2 separate regions of the Homo sapiens genome follow, and region 1 is linked to region 2. Evidence: chromatin contacts called from ENCODE Hi-C or POLR2A ChIA-PET data. All regions are on one chromosome and are shown on one strand. Each heading gives the region's core, a stretch centred on a gene start or an enhancer-like site at or near the end of the contact. The rest is flanking DNA. Distances are from core to core; before and after follow the strand shown.

Evidence for each region. A loop is a pair of places that touch in the nucleus more often than their neighbours do. ChIA-PET counts read pairs that join two places held with the same protein, here RNA polymerase II (POLR2A). Pooled maps may share reads with other maps.
Region 1: a loop to region 2 is called in a map of CD14-positive monocyte, with 5 times the contacts of the local background. The contact joins two enhancer-like sites. A Hi-C loop is called at or near these places in 6 of 168 maps with a recorded cell type or tissue (CD14-positive monocyte, Calu3, GM23248 and 3 more) and 7 of 50 pooled maps. POLR2A ChIA-PET finds 5 or more read pairs at or near these places in 2 of 52 experiments (A673 and BJ).

The regions. Positions count from the first base shown.
Region 1 is chr4:74,669,398-74,672,568 of GRCh38, forward strand. No RefSeq gene overlaps it. Among named protein-coding and RNA genes, the nearest start is that of BTC, 120 kb to the right of the region's middle. Within about 2 kb of position 1,859, at least 2 of the 41 ENCODE cell types and tissues checked have a DNase peak (open chromatin) inside an H3K27ac peak, as active enhancers do.
Region 2 is chr4:74,396,515-74,399,648 of GRCh38, forward strand. No RefSeq gene overlaps it. Among named protein-coding and RNA genes, the nearest start is that of EREG, 33 kb to the left of the region's middle. Within about 2 kb of position 1,702, at least 7 of the 41 ENCODE cell types and tissues checked have a DNase peak (open chromatin) inside an H3K27ac peak, as active enhancers do.

The DNA.
Region 1 (3,171 bases), core at 609-3,108, 270 kb after region 2:
GTGATTATATGTACTGGAGATGAATGAGATCAAAGCCAGAGTGATCGGTTAGGAGTCTCATAGAATAGTGAAAGCAGGTGAGAAACTAATCTACGACAGTATCAGAAGGGATAAAGCTTACACATATTTAAGAGAAAAAGATAAATAGGCCTTGCATAAAAGACATGCTCAAAAAGTCTCTATTTCAAACAAAAAAATTCATGGACCAACAATACAGTGCTGGCTGTTGAATACCCCTCTGACTTCAATCACTTTCAGATTCACCTCATCTTCAGGAGAAGCAAAGAAATGTAAATGTTTATTGGTGTTTTATTAATAATTGTTTCACTAATCTAGTTGACAAAGGATGGTTCCTACAATTCCACTTTTATTACAAACCTCATGCACAATAAATCCCCAGTGTTTCCTACAGGAGGGTTCTAGCCTTTACTGAGTTCACCAAGCCCGTGAGCTAGATATTATTGTTGCCCCGTCACAGATTAAAAATCTGAAGATCAGAGAGGTTTGGTAACTTGGGCAAGGTCACACAGTGACTATGTGACAAAACTACAATTAGGAGTCAAATTCATGTGACCTCAAATGGTAAAACTTTCCACCACAAGATATTACTGTAGTATGGTAAAAGACATTGATTCTCAACACCATCTTGATATCAAAATTACTACGGGATTTTTTTTTTTTAAGCAGAAATGTTTAGGTCCCATCTCAGATTTCCCAAGTCAGGATTTCCTGGGGAAGAACAGTGGCAACAACGCTTTTCAAAACATCCCTGAAAAGTTCTAATGTGTAGGCTGAGTTGGGGAGCCTACTTCGTGGAGGTAAGAACGAAGTTCTGCCTACATTGGAAAGTTAAATGAAATGAAGGAATCCACACTCCTCCTCATCAGTTGGGAGGGTGATGGATCATACTTCCATCCAGTCCTTATATTCGTCCATATAAAAAGACCCTACAGTATTAGAAACAATGAGCTACAGCAGAGTGGGCAGAATTAAATCTCATACCTTTCATTCCTTGTAACCTGAGAAGTAAATATGGTGCATAGTGCTCCAATATCTCCCAACTCAAATCTGAATTGATAGATGGGAAAGGAAGTCAGAGTTTCAAGGAGAAGTACAGAAAAGAAATAGATTCTTTCTTGGGCCTTTCCAGAAGATGCTACAATAATTTTATTGTAATTCTCTGATTAATTTCCTCTACATCAAGGATCTCAACTAAAAACTATAAATTGATAGTCAAGATTTTTCCCTTCCCTCTACCCAGCTTCCTCTGACTAACTCCTGCTCATTCTCAACAAATCAATTTAAAGGCAGCCTTACCTGACTCTCACACTCTTCTATAAGTCCTCTCTTATGTTCTCCCACAGTGTCCTGTGTCTACCACTATTACAGCCTTAAGTGCTAGGTAGTGCAATCATTGCATGTATTATCTGTCTCTGTCTAGACTTTAAGGTTCCCGAGGGCAAAGAGTTTCTTAGTTCACTTTATATCTGTAAAATCTAACACAGAGCCTACCACAGAATATGTGCTCAGTAAATACTTCTGAAATGAATGAATATATGAAGAAAGGAAGAAATGAAAAAAGAAAGAGGTGGTGAGAAGGGAAGGAGAGAAAGGAAGAAGGAAGGAAATTGGCAATGTCCTTTGGAGATTACTGTCAATACAACTTCTCTCCAACCTCAATGGCTGAAAGATAAATAGTGTGATATGAAATAACTATTTCAATGGTAAAAATAAAGAAGAAATGGGCAGATATATTATCTCAGATCAAGATGATTGTAACAAAGTTGAAATTTCCTATAAGGTTTCTTCTATTACTGCATATGAATTACCTTCTATTCCACCTAAATAGCCTATTTACAGACACGGATGGGTAAGAAAGGGCAACGATGCCCCCCAGAGGCTAAAGGCAGGAGCTTGGAAAGCAGCCATCATTTATTTACTATTGGCAGAGAGCTCAAGGATATCTATGGAGGGGGTGACTAAAATAAAGGGCAGTTTCCTGCATAAAATGGTAATTTGAAGGCTGAGGGCAGAGGGTAAAAAACAAAGTGGTGTACCAGAGGCTATTTTTTTTCACATTATTATTTGCTTCTGGGGCACAAAATGCAGTTTAGTAACATAAAAATATAGTCTCAGTGATTTGCAAGTGAGTAGCACCACCAGAGATATTACAGAAATCTGAATTAAATTAAATTAAAATATTCCTCATAGGTTACATTAACACCTGTAGTATTTAATCCCAATATTGGAAATCCAGTAGATGTATTGGATAAATCCCAAATCTACATCTACAAAATTATTTACTCCTCATAGATGAGGACTGGGTTTTCTATTGCTGAATCCTCATTGGCTTCTGAGGACCTGGCACTGAGTAGATGATAAACAAGTGTGTACTGAACAAATGCATGCATGTGCCCATATGTTTTAAGATGATTATATGCATTTGCTTGGCTGACAGTTAAAATGCTTCAGCTGACTAATGTGCTTCCATGACTTCTTGATTGGGCCACTATATGCTGAGCCTTCTGTTCTAAGCATTAATGTTTATTGTGCTTTCTTATTAGGAAATTAAAACAGCAAAACAGTATTAACAATAATTAGCCTTGGAAATAAGAGTAAGCCCACACACAATATAGTGCTTACTAACAGCCCATAATAACGACAGGACTCATCAAAAATAACTACCCCATTAAGTTGAAAGTATAATTGTCAAAAGAAACACTATCTCTTCATTGGCCAGGCATTAGTGAGCCAATGGATTTCAGGGGTAGCATTCACATTTAGAGGCTATTCCAATGTTTCACTGCCTCAAATCTCCTCTGACCCAACCTTCACTCCCTTCAGCTCAGCACATGCCCTTAACATTTACTTCACTAAAAAAAAGCAGGCCATTGAGAATTTCACCTCCTCACTGTGTCCTAAAAATGCCCTGAGTCTGATTCTTTTCTTTCCCTTGCCGACTCTGTCTCAGAAGAAAGTGGGCTCTCCTCACCTTTCGGCGCTGCAGATCGCATTCTCCTACAACCTCCTACCAAGAAACTAAAGCTCTCACACAGCTCCATCCCTGTAACTAATTCCAGCTCTTCCTCTGGCTCTATTGGTTTATTCCCCAACACCACCTATGATTGTTCCCCAACACCACCTATGATTGTTCCAACACCGCCTATGATT
Region 2 (3,134 bases), core at 452-2,951:
CAAGTGATTCTCCTGCCTCAGCCTCCTGAGTAGCTGGGATTACAGGTGCCCGCCACTACGCCCAGCTAATTTTTTGTATTTTTAGCAGAGACAGGGTTTCATCATGTTGGCCAGGCTGGTCTTGAACTCCTGACCTCGTGATTTGCCTGCCTTGGCCTCCCAAAGTGCAGAGATTACAGGTGTGAGCCACCACACCCGGCCATGACTGCATAATCCTAAAACAACACTCTATTATTGGATGTGTGAGTTGTTTTCAGTTTTCCGCAGTTGCATATAAGTTTTGATGAATACCCTTGTAACAAAATTGTGCCTCTTTTATATTATTTCCTTAGAATAAGTCCCTAAAGTGAAATTACTAAACCAAAGCTAAGAATAAGCAAATTTTGTGTTTGATATAACTCCCAGCAATTATTTTTTAAGTTTAAGTAACAAAATAAAAAATATATCTATATTAATATCTACAGGATAACTTGGCAAATGATTCAATCATAAGTTATCCTATGAGCTTTTCACCCTACTTGCTTCATCATTCCTTCTCCCTCTCTGAACAATTTGAGAAAAGTTACAGATATTGCAAAGCTCTGCCTCTGAATACTTCAGTGATTATTTCCTAAGAATAAGGATATTCTCTTATAAAACCATAGTCAAGTTGTCAAAATCAGGAAATTAAACATTGAATACTTTTATCTGACATTGATTCCATATTAACTCAAATTTAAATTATCCTAATAATGTCCTTTATGATTATTTCTTTTTTTTTTTTCATTCAGAATTCAATCCAAGATCACAGGTTGCATTTTGTTGTCAATCTCTTTAATTTCCTTTTTCATTGAACAGCTCCTCAGCATTTCTTTGGACTTCTTGATCTAGATATTTGTAAAGATTACAACTCTGTTCCAAATTGTCCCACATTTTGTATTTCTCTGATGTTGGTTAATAATTAAAATCAGATTATGTATCTTTGGAGGGAACATATTGGAAGTAATAGTGTGTCCCTCAGAATACTTTATATTGTGAACCCCAGGATATCAATTTATCCTAATGTTTATGATATTAAGATTGATCATTTTGTTAAGATGACATTTATTAGATTTATCCACTATAAATTTACTATTTTGCCCTTTATAATTAATAACTAATTTGTGGGGAGATATTTTTGGACCATGTAAATATACTGTTTCTCATTTAAATTTCACCCACTAGTTTCCATATTGATGTTTTTCCTATTTGATCATTTCTTCTACATTTGTTATTTGGGGTTCTACTGTAAGGAAGAGCTTTTCCTAAAGGTTTATTTATTTTTATCACTATGAACTATCAATATTTGTTCTATCATTGTTTATAAATTAAACAGAAGAGACCTTTCATGCCAGTTCAGGAGAGGGACTAAGCACCTTGAGCATGTTACCTAACCTCTCTGTGCCACCATTTCCTCATCTCTATAGCAACTCTGCCTTACAGGGCTACTATAAGAATTCACTGAATCAATACATATAAAATGCTAAGAACAGCATTTGGCAGATACTGAATGTTCAATAAGTACCATCTGTTATTACTACTTCGAAAGAAGTTCCTCACAACTGGTGGTTACTTGGGAGAAATAAAAAATTTAAATAATTTGTTCAAATCACTTCTAGTTATTTCTAAATTACATCTGGGGTGATTGTATTTCTCCTTACAGAATTACACCAGTTGTGCTTTTACAGTTTTGGTTTCGTTTTTGGTAAGAATTCAGGAACACATTCTTAATGTTTTATCAGAAGTATTCCTGGGCAATAGAAACTAGGGAAACACACAGCTTCCTGCATCTTCCATGGAAGGTGGAAGGTAGTGTGTCCGGAATTGGTGGGTTCTTGGTCTCACTGACTTCAAGAATGAAGCCGCGGACCCTCGCAGTGTTACAGTTCTTAAAGGCGGCGTGTCTGGAGTTTGTTCCTTCTGATGTTTGGATGTGTTCGGAGTTTCTTCCTTCTGGTGGGTTCGTGGTCTCGCTGGCTCAGGAGTGAAGCTGCAGACCTTGGCGGTAAGTGTTGTAGCTCATAAAGGCAGTGTGGACCCAAAGAGCGAGCAGCAGCAAGATTTATTGCAAACAGTGAAAGAACAATGCTTCCACAGCGTGGGAGGGGACCTGAGCGGGTTGCCACTGCGGGCTCCAGCAGCCTGCTTTTATTCTCTTATCTGGCCCCACCCACATCCTGCTGATTGGTCCATTTTACAGAGACCCAAGTGGTCTGTTTTGACAGGGTGCTGACTGGTGGGTTTACAATCCCTGAGCTAGACACAAAGGTTCTCCACGTCCCCACTAGAGTAGCTAGATACAGAGTGTTGATTGGTGCATTCACAAACCGTGAGATAGACACAGGGTGCTGATTGGTGTGTTTACAAACCTTGAGCTAGATACAGAGTGCCAATTGCTGTATTTACAATCCCTTAGCTAGACATAAAGGTTCTCCAAGTCCCCACCAGTCAGGAGTCCAGCTGGCTTCACCCAGTGGATCCCCCACCGGGCCGCAGGTGGAGCTGCCTGCCAGTCCCATGCAGTGCACCCGCATTCCTCAGCACTTGGGTGGTCCATGGGACTGGGCGCCATGGAGCAGGGGGCGGCGCTCTTTGGGGAGGCTCCGGCCGCACGGGAACCCACAGAGGGTGGGGGAGGCTCAGGCATGGCAGGCTGCAGGTCCTGAGCCCTGCCCCGCGGGGAGGCAGCTAAGGCCCGGGGAGAAATCGAGCGCAGCACCCGTGGGCTGGCACTGCTGAGGGACCCAGCACACCCTCCGCAGCCGCTGGCCCGGGTGCTAAGCCCCCTATTGCTCAGGGCAGGCAGGGTTGGCCAGCCACTCTGAGTGCGGGGCTGCCAAGCCCACGCCCACCCGGAACTTGTGCTGGCCAGCAAGCACCACCCGCAGCCCGGGTTCCGCCCGGGCCTCTCCCTCCACACCTCCCCACAAACTGAGGGAGCCAGCTCCGGCCTCGGCCAGCCCAGGAAGGGGCTCCCACAGTGCAGCGGTGGGCTGAAGGGCTTGTCAAGTGCCGCCAAAGTGGGAGCCCAGGCAGAGGAGGCGCTGAGACCGAGCGAGGGCTGTGAGGGCTGCCAGCACCCTGTCACCTCTCAATAGCATCATGAGAAGATGGTA